2 separate regions of the Homo sapiens genome follow, and region 1 is linked to region 2. Evidence: read pairs that join two places in POLR2A ChIA-PET (ENCODE). Cell type or tissue: PC-3. All regions are shown on one strand. Links, peaks and the distances in the headings refer to the core of each region. The heading gives the core; the rest is flanking DNA. Region 1 overlaps KCMF1 (potassium channel modulatory factor 1). Region 2 overlaps KCMF1 (potassium channel modulatory factor 1).

Region 1 (7,163 bases), core at 819-5,818, 57 kb after region 2:
CTGTGAGATTTCCTCACTTCCTTGTCTCCTGTCAGGGCCTCTAACTGGGAATTATTTTGACACTATAATTAGGTCAAACTCACTAGTGACTATGTGATACTATTTTTATTTTTCCATGTGGAAAGTATGTAATTTGTCTTATGTTATCCCTACATCAAACAAAATTATTTCCCCCTTTCTCTTATATGCAAATAATTCTGCTTTTACTCATTCTAACAGTTTTCATTCTGGTATCTACCCATATCTATAAATAGTATAGGAAAATGAAAGTTCTTCTGATCTTATTTCTTTTAAGTCCAACTTATTTATTGTAAGTAGGTATAGGTACTCAGTTATTTCACTGTAACGTCAGATTCTAATGTAGTTAAAGACTCACCTATTAACCTTACTTCAGGATAATCAATAGGCATTAAATTATTTGTTATAAAAAATAAATGAGGCCGGGTGTGGTGGCTCACGCCTGTAATCCCAACACTTTGAGAGGCCGAGGCAGGCAGATCACGAATTCAGGAGTTCAAGACCAGCCTGGCCAACATGGTGAAACCGTGTCTCTACTTAAAAAATACAAAAATTAGCCGGGTGTGTTGGCGGGCACCTGTAATCCCAGCTACTTGGGAGGCTGAGGCAGAAGAATTGCTTCAACCCGGGAGGCTGAGGTGGCAGTGAGCAGAGATCACGCCACTGCACTCCAGCCTGGGCGACAGAGCAAGACTCTGTCTCAGATATATAAATAAATAAATAAGAGGCCAGGCGCAGTGGCTCATGCCTGTAATCCCAGCACTTTGGGATTACTCCAGCCTGGGTGACAGAGCAAGACTACGTCTTGGATGGATGGATGGATGGATGGATGGGTGGGTGGATGGATGGATGGGTGGGTGGGTGGGTGGGTGGACAGATAGGTAGGTAGATAGACAGACAGACAGATAGATAGATAGATAGATAGATAGATAGATAGATAGATAGATAGATAGGTAAGAGGCCCAGCACAGTGGGTCATAGCTGTAATCCCAGCACTTTGGGAGTCCGAGTTGGGTGGATCACTTGAGGTCAGGAGTTCAAGACCAGCCTGACCAACATGGTGAAACCCTGTCTCTACTAAAAATACAAAAAAAAAAAAAATTAATTGGGCGGGGTGGTACACGCCTGTAATCCCAGCTACTTGGGAGGCTGAGGCAGGAAAACAGCTTGAACCCAAGAGGCAGAGGTTGCAGTGAACCGGGATCACGTATCACTGCACTCCAGCCTGGGTGACAGAGCAAGACTCTGTCTCAAATAAGTAAGTAAGTAAGTAAGTAAATAAATAAATAAATAAATAAATAAGGCGTTGGCTCTGACAGGGTTGAGAATTATTAATTTAGTGGATCTTAACCAGAACTTCTTAAAAACAGAAAAGAATTAGAAATTATCAGACTATACTGCAAATCAGGTATTATTTTATAAAGTGTTTGTTTCCATTATGTATGTGTTTTCTGGGTGCTATAAATATGTATTATAGGCTGGCCATGGTGGCTCATGCCTATAATCCCAGCAGTTTGGGAGGCCAAAGCGGGTGGATCACCTGAGGTCAGGAGTTTGAGACCAGCCTGGCTAACATGGTGAAACCCTGTTTCTACTAAAAATACAAAAAAAATCAGCCGGGCATGGTGGCGTGCACCTGTAATCCCAGCTACTCGGGAGGCTGAGGCAGGAGAAGTGCTTGAACCTGGGAGGCAGAGGTTGCAGTGAGCCAAAATCACACCACTGCACTCCAGCTTGGGCAACAAGAGAGAAACTCCGTCTCAAAAATAAATAAATAAATAAGTAAAATGTACTTTTTGGCTGGGCACGGGGGCTTATGCCTGTAATCCCAGCACTATGGGAGTCCGAGGTGGGCAGATCACTTGAGGTCAGGAGTTCAAGACCAGCCTGGCCAACATGGAGAAACCCTGTCTCTACTAAAAATACAAAAAACAATAGCTGGGTGTGGTGATGCACACCTGTAATCCCAGCTACTCGGGAGGCCGAGGCATGAGAACACTTGAATCCAGGAGGCGGACGTTGCAGTGAGCCAGGATTGCACCGCTGCTCTCCAGCCTGGGTGACAAAGTGAGATTCCATCTCAAAAAAAAAAAAAAAAAAAAAAAAGAAAATGTATTTTTTGCTGTAAGTCAACATCAAATTAGTATGCAAGGCACTGCTAAGTGCTCCCTCAACCCCAAGGCCTTTCAACCCTTATAGATGAGGCACAATAACTGAACAGACACCACTCAACAATTTTACAAGGTACCTCATGCTCCTTGCCTCCTTCAGAAAGGTCTCCTCCCTTCCTGAGATCTGTGTCCTACTCTGTGATCCATTTCCTAATATGATGCCTTCCTCTTAAGAGGAGACCATGGGGAGTGAGGGGTAAGAAATATATGCCTTCTTCAAGTCCTCAATTGCTTTTTCACCTTTTCGGTCTTAAAAGCAAACAAAAGAATCATGGGCATGGTAACCGCCTTTTTAGATATGATGAAATCCAGAAAGCAAAAAGGAAAGGCAGAGGATATGTCTATAATAAAAATGAGTATCTTTTGGGGAACCAAGACACTACGTATAAGCCAAATGAAAATGGAAAAAAAATCCTATAATTAAAAAGGTTTAATATCCTCAAGACCTACAACAATCAGGAAGAAACAAGCAATTTTATGAGGGAAAAAAAAGTGAGCACCACAAAAAAATTTTCAGTGAAACTAAGTTGCAAACCTGTTCTATGACTGAGTAGTTGTCACGCTAGGTATAGTCATGCACAACACTTAAATCAACAATAGACTGCATAGCCACGGCAGTCTCATAAGATCATACATTTTTATTGTATCTTTTCTATGTTTACATACAGTTATTATTCTGTTATAATTACCTACAGTATTCAGTACAGTAACATACTGTACAGGTTTGTAGCCTAGGAGCAATAGCTTAGCCTGGCCAACATACATAGCCCAGATGTGTAGTAGGCTATACCGTCTAGGTTTCTGTAAGTACACTCTATGATGTTCACACAATGACAAAATCACCTAACGATGCATTTCTCAGCACGTATCCCTCTCATTAAGCAAAGAATCACTATACATACCCAGCTACTTATTAAATTATCTCATTAATTCTAATAATTTTTAAAGAGACTTTTAGGTTAGGCCAGGCATGGTGGCTCACTCCTCTGTAATCTCAGCAGTTTAGGAGGCCGAGGCAGGTGGATCACCTGAGGTCAGGAGTTTGAGACGAGTCTGGCCAACATGGTGAAACCCTGTCTCTACTAAAAATACAAAAATTGGCCGAGCATGGTGGTGCACATCTGTAATCCCAGCTTCTCAGGAGGCTGAGGCAGGAGAATCGCTTGAACCCAGGAGGCGGAGGTTCCAGTGAGCCGGGATTGCACCACTGCACTCCAGCCTGGGTGACAGAGCCAAGACTCTGTCTCAAAAAAAAAAAAAAAAAAAAAATCTTAGGTTATTTAGGTATAAAGTATTATCAGCAAAAAGAGAGATTATTTTTGATTTTTAGCTCTTATTTTCAAATGTTTGCTTATTTATATTGGTTCTTGATTTCCTGTCTTATTATCGTCAATTTACAAGTGGTTGGGTGACATTACTTTAGAGGGAGAACACTATCAGCAATTCTAGACACCTGCAGTGTAACAGACAATACTACACAACGAAGACTCACCTTTCACATAACTGTCAAATGTCCCAAAAGAAAAACCTGTTTATAATTACTTGAGTGTAGAAGCTAAATCAATTTTTATATAGGTACTAAGTACTTTTGCATGATTTTAACATACACACTGAAATCACCAGTAATACAATTGCTTGGAACTTGAAACTATGAGCTGTTCAAAAAGAAACAACATTGACGGCAATACTGCTTGTGGTATCTGAACTTCAATACAACATGTCTGTTATGGACTTGCATTTGAAGCCATCACATTTATAGAGTATCTGACTTCTTCATTACTTCTTTAAATAACTTCCTAAGCATCTGTATCTTGAAAGGCATATTATCACATATTGTTTTCATTTTTCCTTTACATTTGAGCATTTTACTTAAAGTATGTGAATAAGAGTTCTTTTTAAAAATGGATTTTTTAAAGACACAGGGTTTCAATGTATTGCCCACGCTTGTTTTGAACTCCTGGCCTCAAGTGATCTTTCCAACTTGGCCTCCCAGTGTTGGGATTACAGGCATGAGCCATCGTGCTCAGCCAAGAATTCTTTATAAAAGAATTCTAATGAATAAACACAGAAATAAAAATGATAAAGTTGGAAAGTCAACCTCTTGCAATCACTAACAAAGGATAGATAGATCCAAGTAGCTCACATCAGTGACAGACAATAAAGGAACAGCCTGACATCTGAACCCACTGAGACAACCAGACATTCTAAGCCTGTCAGTATGATGTAATAAGAAGTATAACACTCATATTCTTATAAAAACATATTCGGCACCTACGAAATATTCTTACCAAAGACAAAAACCTGAATCAAGACTCTAGAACTGATACCCTGAAACTCTGAACATATCTATCATAGCAAGAAAAACAAAATAATAAAATTGGCCAGGCACGGTTGGCTCACACCTGTAATCCCAGCACTTTGGGAGGCCAAGGTGGGTGGATCACGAGGTCAGGAGTTCCAGACAAGCCTGACCAACATGGTGAAACCCCGTCTCCACTAAAAATATGAAAATTAGCTGGGGTTGGTGGTGGGCGCCTGTAATCCCAGCTACTCAGAAGGCTGAGGCAGGAGAATTGCTTGAACCCAGGAGGCGGAGGTTGTAGTGAGCCAAGATCGCACCACTGCACTCCAGCATGGGCAACAGAGCAAGACTCCATCTCAAAAAAAAAAAATTAATAAAATTTAAATTTCGAAAAAGGCTCTAGAACTGAGCACCACTTAAAAGAAATACAGGCGATGAAAAGAATGTATTAAAATATCATTAAAATGCAATCCCAAATATGGGAAATACTATCAAAGGAATGATCCAGTTTTTTCAACAAATAAACAGTATTTTCAAGAAGAGGGCTACTATAAATAGACATTTTAAAGGACCTATCAACCAAATGTAACATGTGGATCTTATCTGGATCCTGATTTTAACAAACTAAAAAGACATACTTGACAAATGAGAAAACTGAACATGAACTGAGTATTAAATATTAAAGAAGTGTTGTTGGCTGGGCGTGGTGGCTCATGCCTGTAATCCCAGCACTTTGGGAGGCCGAGGTGGGTGGATCAGCTGAGGTTGGGAGTTTGAAACCATCCTGACCAACATGGAGAAACCCCGTTTCTACTAAAAATGCAAAATTAGCTGGGTGTGGCGGCGCATGCCTGTAAACCCAGCTATTCAGGAGGCTGAGGCAGGAGAATCGCTTGAACCCGGGAGGTGGAGGTTGCAGTGAGCTGAGATCACGCCATTGCACTCCAGCCTGGGCAACAAAAGCGAACCTCCGTCTCAAAAAAAAAAGAAGTATTGTTAGTTTAGTGAGGTGTGATAGTAACATTGCAATTCCATATACACACACAAGTGTGTGTAGTGCATCACTATCCAGTAGTTACAGATAAATACAGAAATATTTGTGAGTAAAAGGATATGCAGGTCTGAAATTTGCTTTAAAATGTTCATACTTGGCCGGGCGCGGTGGCTCACGCCTGTAATCCCAGCACTTTGGGAGGCCGAGATGGGCGGATCACAGGGTCAGGAGATCGAGACCATCCTGGCTAACATGGTGAAACCTCGCCTCTACCAAAGATACAAAAAAATTAGCCGGGCATGGTGGCGAGTGCCAGTAGTCCCAGCTACTTGGAAGGCTGAGACAGGAGAATGGCGTGAACCCAGGAGGCGGAGCTTGCAGTGAGCCGAGGTCACGCCACTGCACTCCAGCCTGGGTGACAGAGCAAGACTCTGTCTCAAACAAAACAAAACAAAACAAAACAAAACAAAACAAAACAAAACAAAACAAAACAAAACAAAAAATGTTCAAACTCAAAAATGGGGGGTAGGTCAAGCGCAGTAGCTCACACCTGTAATCCCAGCACTTTGGGAGGCCAAGGTGGGCGGGTCACTTGAGGTCAGGAGTTTGAGACCAGCCTGGCCAACATGATGAAACCCTGTCTCTACTAAAAATACAAAAAATAGCCAGGCACGGTGGCGCATGCCTGTAATCCCAGCTACTCGGGAGGCTGAGGCAGCAGAATCGCTTGAACCCAGGAGGTGGAGGGTGCAGTGAGCCGAGACTGCACCATTGCACTCCAGCCTGGGGCACAAGAGTAAAATTGCATCTCAAAAATAAATAAATAAATAAATAAATAAATAAATAAATAAATAATGGGGGTAGAGAATTGACCAAAAAATGATAAAATGTTGATGTGAAGCTGGGTAATAGATTAAGGGAGTACATCAACTATGTGTTAATCTCGGTCCATACAAAACAAATTATCTCCCAACAGAAAAAAGTGATTATCACCTCGGTGATCTTCTCTGTATTGCAGGTTGACACTATCTGTGGATCAACACTCTGTGAGCTACTCAGTCGTGATGAGCTCCTCTTATATTACCATCCAACACATCTATTATGTCATGAGGACAGTGACAGTCTTGTCTGATACTCCCTAATGAAGCAAAGATACTGTCTTTGGTTTTTTTGTTTTGTTTTGTTTTTTTCCTGTTTCTTTTCTTTTTTTTTTTTCTGACACAGGGTCTCACTCTATTGCCTGGGCTGGAGTGCAGTGGCACAATCATGGCTCACCACAGCCTCCACCTCCTGGGCTCAGGTGATCCTTTCATCTCAGCCTCCCAAGTAGCTGGGACTACAGGCATGTGCCACCATGCCCGGCTTAATATTTTTGCAGAGAAGGGGTTTCGTCAGTTGTTCAGGCTAGTCTCGAATACCTGGGCTCAAGGGACCTGCCTGCCTCGACCTCCCAAAGTGCTGGGATTATACACTGAGCCCAGCTGAAAGATACTGTCTATGGTGATGCTGTAATCTCAGCACTTTGGGAGGCCGAGGCGGGCGGATCACAAGGTCAGGAGATCGAGACCATCCTGGCTAACACGGTGAAACCCCGTCTCTACAAAAAATCAGCCAGGCATGGTGGTGGGCGCCTGTAGTCCCAGCTACTCAGGAGGCTGAGGCAGAATGGCATGAACCC
Region 2 (7,163 bases), core at 1,100-6,099:
CCCAGGTTCAAGCGATTCTCCTGCCTCAGCCTCCCGAGTAGCTGGGATTACAGGTGCCTGCCACCATGCCCAGCTAACTTTTTGTATTTTTTAGTAGAGATGGGGTTTCACTATGCTGGCCAAAATGGTCTCAAACTCGACCTCGTGATCCACCCGCCTCGGCCTCGCAAAGTGCTGGGATTACAGGCGTGAGCCACCACGCTCAGCCGTGTTTTAATTTTTACTGCACATGAAACCAATATTGCATGTGCCCCTTAAACTGTGCATGCAAACTAAGAAACAGGCATGTCATATATAGTAAACACGGCTGCAGGGCTTCTCTACAAAACTGTTAAGAGCTTTTAGCACCCATTCCTCCATCACACTTAGTTTTTTACACATGCCTGTATCAGTAAGCCATATCAGACCCCACTTACAGTAGACTTAATATTGGTACTGAACACTGTTACAGGAATCCCATTCAAAAGATTCTTTTCTGCAGCCACCTGCTACCGTAACCTCTCTAGTATTCTCCTTCTACCCCCCAACCCACTTTGTCCTTAACTAGAGCTATGAACTATTGATATATGTGCTTACCCCAACATCCATGGAGTAAATATATAAAGCGTTAATATTTGCAGTGAGGAGCCTAGCTTTTTTCCTGGAAACTAAGGCTTGGACGTATCAAGAGAACTCTGAACCTGTTACCCGTTCTTTTAACTGTGGCCCACAGACCGGAAAAAAACACAAAAGCCTTGGTGACCTTTGAAAATCTGTCAGCATATTATTGAAATTTCTAATATTGAGAGGGAAAATGGGGGGTGGGGATAATGGGCTGGATTTTTTTTGTTACGTCTATTATTTCTAATAGTGTAATCTGCTATCCTACTTCATTTCTCTGGGGGCCACAGGGAGAGAAGTTTTCTCTTACTTTACCTGAGCCTAATTATAAGAATCCACTACTTTGTTAGTAGCAAACCTAGGTTCTACTTCTGTGGATTTTTTTTTTTTTAACAAAACAATGCAATATAAATACAAAGATTTCACGGTAGCCAACCACAGAAATTCTGTCTTATGATTGCAGCCATACAAGGAAGCACAGTTATTTCTACTTGTTCAGAGCTGAAATTAAACTTCTTCCAGAGCACCTCGAGGGGAAAGATTTAAATGATTTCTAAACAGGAAGTAAAGACAAGCACTGTAGAACATTTATAAACTTATATCCTAGACACTCAAAACTCAACGAAACAAAAAATTCTCAAAATTCAGGATCTGGTCCTTAGAAATTTGAAGGTGCTGCCAAAATAAACAGTGGTATATTTTGATTTTGTCTCCATCAAAGTCTTTGCAATTAATTTTTATTCAATAGTACATCCAGTAATAAGATTTTCATTCAGAAACTAAAGAAAAAGGACACAAGAATTTCAAGGGCTTGAATATATTTTTATATTGATATTCTGTGTCGTTCTACCCTAAAATAATACATTATTGATTACATACAGGATGAGGTGAGGTATTTGTAAAATATCTGGTAAAAAATAATTAATATACAGTATTCTACATGAGATGGAATCTTATGACTCCTTAGGTCTTCTGCAGTGTTAAAAGTGATCATCTAAATTAAACTGCTCTGAATGGACTTACAGTTGTTCCCTAAAACCATGTTAAAAAATGAAGGCTTTTACATTTTCCCAGAATTTGTGCAGAAAAGGGAAAGTACATATAATTGGCATTTATTTCTCACATCCAAAATAATGCATTCACACAAAACCAGGATCTCCCATGTTTAGCATAAAAAGAAAAAAAATACTGGATTAGAGATATAAAATCTCAGAGTAATGGTTAGGTTAATCCACTAACACCAAAGAAATTCAAGTGGTCAACAGTCTTGAAAATGCTTTATTGAAATGTGTGACTTATGTGCAGATGTGTTTGAAAGACCACAGCTTGAAAACTGATTTTTGAAACTTCTCAACAACCAAATGAAAAAAAATGAAAATCCCTAATGGGCTTGACTTCTAGTGTAACCAGAAGCCTGGTGTAAAGTTTTCCTTTAAACATTATCCATTACAGAACTAAAGAAAACAAAGCTATTGTATTTGGAAATCGTTGGAGTTTGAAGTTTCAGAGGAGAAGCAACAGTTTTTCAGACATGTAGGGTGACTTCTTTTTTGGTTACATTTGGATGAACATGGACTTCACAGTTCTCGGAAGAACACCGGAGGGGTGTTCAAGTCTGTATGCTTGTCATGTTGAAGAAACGGAGATACACGGACAGGAAAGGAAAAGGATGACAGGAGAAAGAGAGGAGACTTTGAAAAGGGCTCAGAGAAAAGAGAACTGGAACGAGACATGATTAGGTTAAGTCTAGTTATAAATTTATCAGAAGCTGTGCGCACCTTTTTAAAAGTCCTAAATTTACATTCCAAAAACTGCCCTCCCAACCCCCAAACCCGCTGTCCCTGCCTTGGAGCTATTGTGAAAGTCTATGCACAAAAACTGAAACAGGAAATAAAAAATAACCCGGCCCTTCCAAACCCCAAAACAAACCCAAAAAAAGCTGTACATTTTTTTTACACATAGGATTAATAATATAGGCATATAGGTGGCATGATTCAATTAAAAGGCTTTACTTTTTATGCCAGAAAAAACCCAATAAATAAAAGGTGCTAAAATTAGCATTAAGAATTTGGTTGTAATATACTGACAAATCTGGGAAGGCAAATCCTCAAAGCTCCCCTGATACTGATCTGTCTCAGCAAACTACAAAGCAAATACATAAATAATGCAAAATATGATTGAGAATGTGAGATTTTTAAAAACAAAGACAACATAATTCAGGTTAACTCTGTTGAACAGTCAATAAATGAAATTCATCTACACCTGAATAAAACATATTTAACAATTGAAAAAATTTTAAACAACCACAAAAAGTAAAAACTTTAAACAAACATGAACAGGATTTGTTTTTAGGGCACACAAAGGCCCCTGCAGCAGATTCCAACAGTAGCTTTACTGGTGTGTCTTCTACAGATGAGTTAAAGAGACAGGCTGAGCTCCACACAGGCAAGATGACTAACAGGGCGACAGGACAGTCACACAGGGCGGAGTGCCACACCCGGCTATAATCCCCAGATTCCACTGCAGAGCTGGCTTTGTGCGTAGGAGGCACACAAAGAAAGGTGATTCAGGCAGACATTATTCAAAAGCTACTTCGTCGTGTAACCATTGAATAATGTTTGGGAAAGCTTTGGGCTTTGTATTTTTTTTTTAAGTTTTACTCCTTGTATTTAACTTCTTAAATAACAAGGTCACTAAAACTCATGCACGCTGCAAAAAACCTCATGCAGTAGTTAAGGTAAACCATCCAAGCAGTTTTTATTCATTAATATTCATAAATACACACAGCAGCTTCATTAGAGATTTCAATTTTCCTCTTCAGTTTGAATGTGGAGTATTAGGAGAGCCTTTTGCATGTCAAGGTACAGGAAGCAGAGATCACCCCTGCACTGCTACCTACATTTACCTGCTAGAAGTAAAAATTAGTTAAGTGGAAATGATTATCATATATATTTTCTCTCTTCCTTTTGAATGTACACAATGTAACAAGAGTGACAGACCTGAAATTACAATCACCAAACAAACCCAAGATAGTTGTTGTCCACTTTCATTGGCAAATACAGCACAGAGGACATTGTCTGCGAATTGGGATGTCATCAAAGAGGAGGTGGTGGAGGCTCATTTCCTTTATTACTCTCTTTTAAATTTAGGTTTTCTAAAGCAACATCTAAAGGCATAATATCTACACAGCCCATAGCACCAAAATCTGCCATCTCCCCCCGATCATCCTCATCTGAGGATGAGCTCTCTTCACGCACTAAAGTGGACAGAAGGAGCTCTTGGACAAACAGGCTGCGGTCTGCACGCTCGCTTTCCATGGACTGGCGCTCCGTTTCAGACATTTTAGGATCATTCAACCTGTGTAAGTTAAAAAGAAAAGACCTTATTGTTAAAAAGTCAATGAACAATGGCATGGCCAATTTCTACAGTGCTCTCCACTGTGAAGTTTTACAGGTGGCAAAATTCAGAATGAGACATTGCTGGAATACTTGGCTGTAATTTATCCTTAATTGTGTTGAGACGAATTCCCCACACTTGTTGCAATACTGTTACCTGGAGGTGCAAATCTATGCTTTAATTAGACTCAATGAGAAAAAAAAAGACATTTAGACTTTTTCCACTCCAGAGAAAGCTAGGTGAAAATTTTCTAAGGAAAACAGGATTTCTTACAGATTAGATGCTTGGGAAAGTATCTAACCAGAATTTCATCTGGGGGTAAATAAAAAGAGGAAAATAAAACACAAAAACAAAATCTGCAGTGAACAGAATATTCAACTGAAAAATATCCTAAGATTTCCTCTGACTTTTCTCTATTACTCTATTTAATTCTTCTTGGTATATGCAGAAGCTAGAAAGGGCAAGAAAACACATACATACAAACTCCTACATTTCTTCTACCAAGGACCTACAGTGTAGCAGGGCAGACACAAGGTCTACCTGCCTGACTTGCTCCCCTGATGCATGTACTTATGAGATCTGGGCTATGCTGGGAAACCTGGCTCATCTGCACAGAGACTAGACAAATTTCTTGATGAAATATAACATTTAGGATATAAATGAAACTGCAAGGCTTGTGAGGATCTTCAAGTTGGGGTTAGCAAAATGAACTGGTCCCACTGTCAAAAGATTAGATCTGGCCAGGCACGGTGGCTCATGACTGTAATCCCAGCACTTTGGGAGGCCAAGGCGGGCGGATCACCTGAGGTCAGGAGTTTGAGACCAGCCTGGCTAATGTGGTGAAACCCCATTTCTACTAAAAATACAAAAAATTAGCCAGGTGTGGGGGTGCGTGCCTATAATCCCAGCTACTCGGGAGGCTGAAGTAGGAGAATCGCTTAAACCTGGGAGGCGGTGGTTGCAGTGAGCCGAGATCGTGCCATTGCACTCCAGCTTGGGCAACAAGAGCGAAATTCTATCTCAAAAAAAGACCGATCTGACTTACACACTCCAATAATCACTTTCTAAAAGGTCAACTATCTTGGACTTCAAAGAAACTGTGACCTTACCATCAGTTGCAGGGCAACATGAATAGGAACTGCCCCTGGTCAAAGAAAAGACCAAAAATAAGGCTTGGGCCCTATATATATCACATAAGAGCTGTGTGACCAGAGAGCAGGATCTCCCCTGCATACACTGCAGCCGTTCTCCTTGCCTTGAAAATTCACAATGCATGTTAATATATTTGAAGTTCTAAGAAGCCCAACAGTAAATAATCTCTTAATTTTCCTTACTTTGCTTTCTGCAACCTTATTAATTGGGGGTGGAAGAACATAAGTAATTACATATATTCCTTTGAATATATGAAGTTAAGAGAGTATTTCTGGGGAAATATTGCCTTAAATAAATCATATGAATATAATACAATAAAAGATGTGGAAAGTGGTTTGCAAACTGCATGGTACCATAGAATGTACAGTATCAGATGATAGAAGGGGGATTTCAAGAAGCTACAACCAGAATCCACAGACAGCACTCAGAGGTCACTCATACCATGCTCTGAGAGTTGGGTGTGGAATAAATGCACAGAAAAAAATTACAGATCAAGCTGAGTAGTTTGGGTCTTAAAAAAAAAAAGGATAGGGCAAGGGTGGGTAGGAAGATGTCTTTTCCAAAGGGCACTGGCAAGACATTCCACCCACAGTTCTGTGAACTCTCAGTAGAAATGCACGCTAGTAGATCTCCTTTTTGAGGTAGGGACTTAGATCTGGTATGTTATAGACCTGCTGCTGGTCAGTCCCTATGGGGAAGGCTACATGGCAGCAGGTAGCTCCATCTGTGGCTCTGTGGTTTTCTTACATTAAAGCAGCATTATCTGGTAATAACCAGGCACAGTTACTGACCTTGCAGAGATAATTCAAAGGTAAATTACCCATTTAAAATGTTTTTCTTGGTTTCATAACAAATGTTGATAACGAGTACCATTAATTGGACCTTTACTATAGGCCAGATAGTGAGCCAGACCATACACATACCAGTATTCCATTTAATCCTCAAAATAATTATCTCTCTAAAGGCAAAACTTCTGGGATACTGATGATAAAATTGAGGTTTGGAGGAGTGAAATGACTTGCCTGAGGTCCAAAACTTGTAATTGGCAAAGCTGGGGCTCTAGCCCAGGGATTTTCAAGCATTTTTTATTCTGCACCCACAATATGTTATTTATAACTATACACATGCACCACTGTATTAACAGAGTATGAGATAAAAGAAACATAAGTAGAAATTATAATATTTTCCTCTAACATCCCAATGAATTGTCATACACACTGCATTTTGGAAATAATCATGTATTACACAAACTTTATTCTTCATTTTACAGTTCTTCCTTTATGTTCCTCTCTGCTCCCTTAAAAGCCCAATTAGTCCAGGTTCATTATCTGTTGAGGCTAAGTCTCCACTCATCATTGCTCTTTTAAGAATTCTTTATATTCCTAAAAGTCACATAAAATGCCTGTGAAGTTTTGGCAGACAAATACATGCAGTTGCTAACAGTTTCAGAAGCAAACAAGAACTCCATCTAGTAGAGTAGTTTACTGTTTTACTAAATATTATTTATACCATAGGAAGCCATTTTTTTAAGTTACTTTTGTGTGCCAACCATAAAAATTTAAATCTAGCTTTTTTAGAAATTCACAGGAGAAAACTGCCACTGTATTATGAAATCCTTCTTATACTTTTAATATTTCAAAGCAGATTAAAACTGGCAATAACAAGCAACGTTAATTATGATAAATACACCTAATATGAACCATATATATATAATGATATAGTGTTTAAGTTTTATGGGTACTATGGCAAAACAATTCATATTATATGATGATATATACCTTGAGAACAAGACCAGTTATTTTATTTTAGAGACAGGGTCTCACTCTTGTCACCCAGGCTGGAGTGCATGGTGCAATCTTGGCTACTGCAACCTCTGTCTCCAGGGCTCAAGCGATCCTCCCACCTCAGCCTCCTGAGTAGCGGGGACTACAGGTGCGCACCATCACACCTGGCTCATTTTTGTAGAGATAAGATTTCATCATGTTACCCAGGGTGGTTTGGAACTCCTGGGCTCT

The links. Peaks named below come from ENCODE experiments on the same cell type or tissue, not always from the same donor. Only the 100,000 strongest peaks of a DNase experiment are listed, where the experiment ranks them.
Region 1: POLR2A ChIA-PET joins it to region 2 with 15 read pairs; 3 of 35 experiments call an interaction of 5 or more read pairs at or near these places.

What each region holds. Positions count from the first base shown.
Region 1 is chr2:84,992,726-84,999,888 of GRCh38, reverse strand. The region is part of intron 1 of KCMF1 (potassium channel modulatory factor 1); the gene reads right to left. Among named protein-coding and RNA genes, the nearest start is that of KCMF1, 25 kb to the right of the region's middle. In PC-3, for the core only: no CTCF peak of the experiment used is centred there; a DNase peak (open chromatin) is centred at 2,748; H3K27ac peaks cover 2,512 bases.
Region 2 is chr2:85,049,942-85,057,104 of GRCh38, reverse strand. It overlaps KCMF1 (potassium channel modulatory factor 1), which reads right to left. Exons shown (of 7, transcript NM_020122.5): 7 at 1-3,957. The coding sequence ends at 3,696. Among named protein-coding and RNA genes, the nearest start is that of LINC01964, 14 kb to the left of the region's middle. In PC-3, for the core only: no CTCF peak of the experiment used is centred there; a DNase peak (open chromatin) is centred at 3,094; H3K4me3 peaks cover 927 bases; H3K27ac peaks cover 2,044 bases.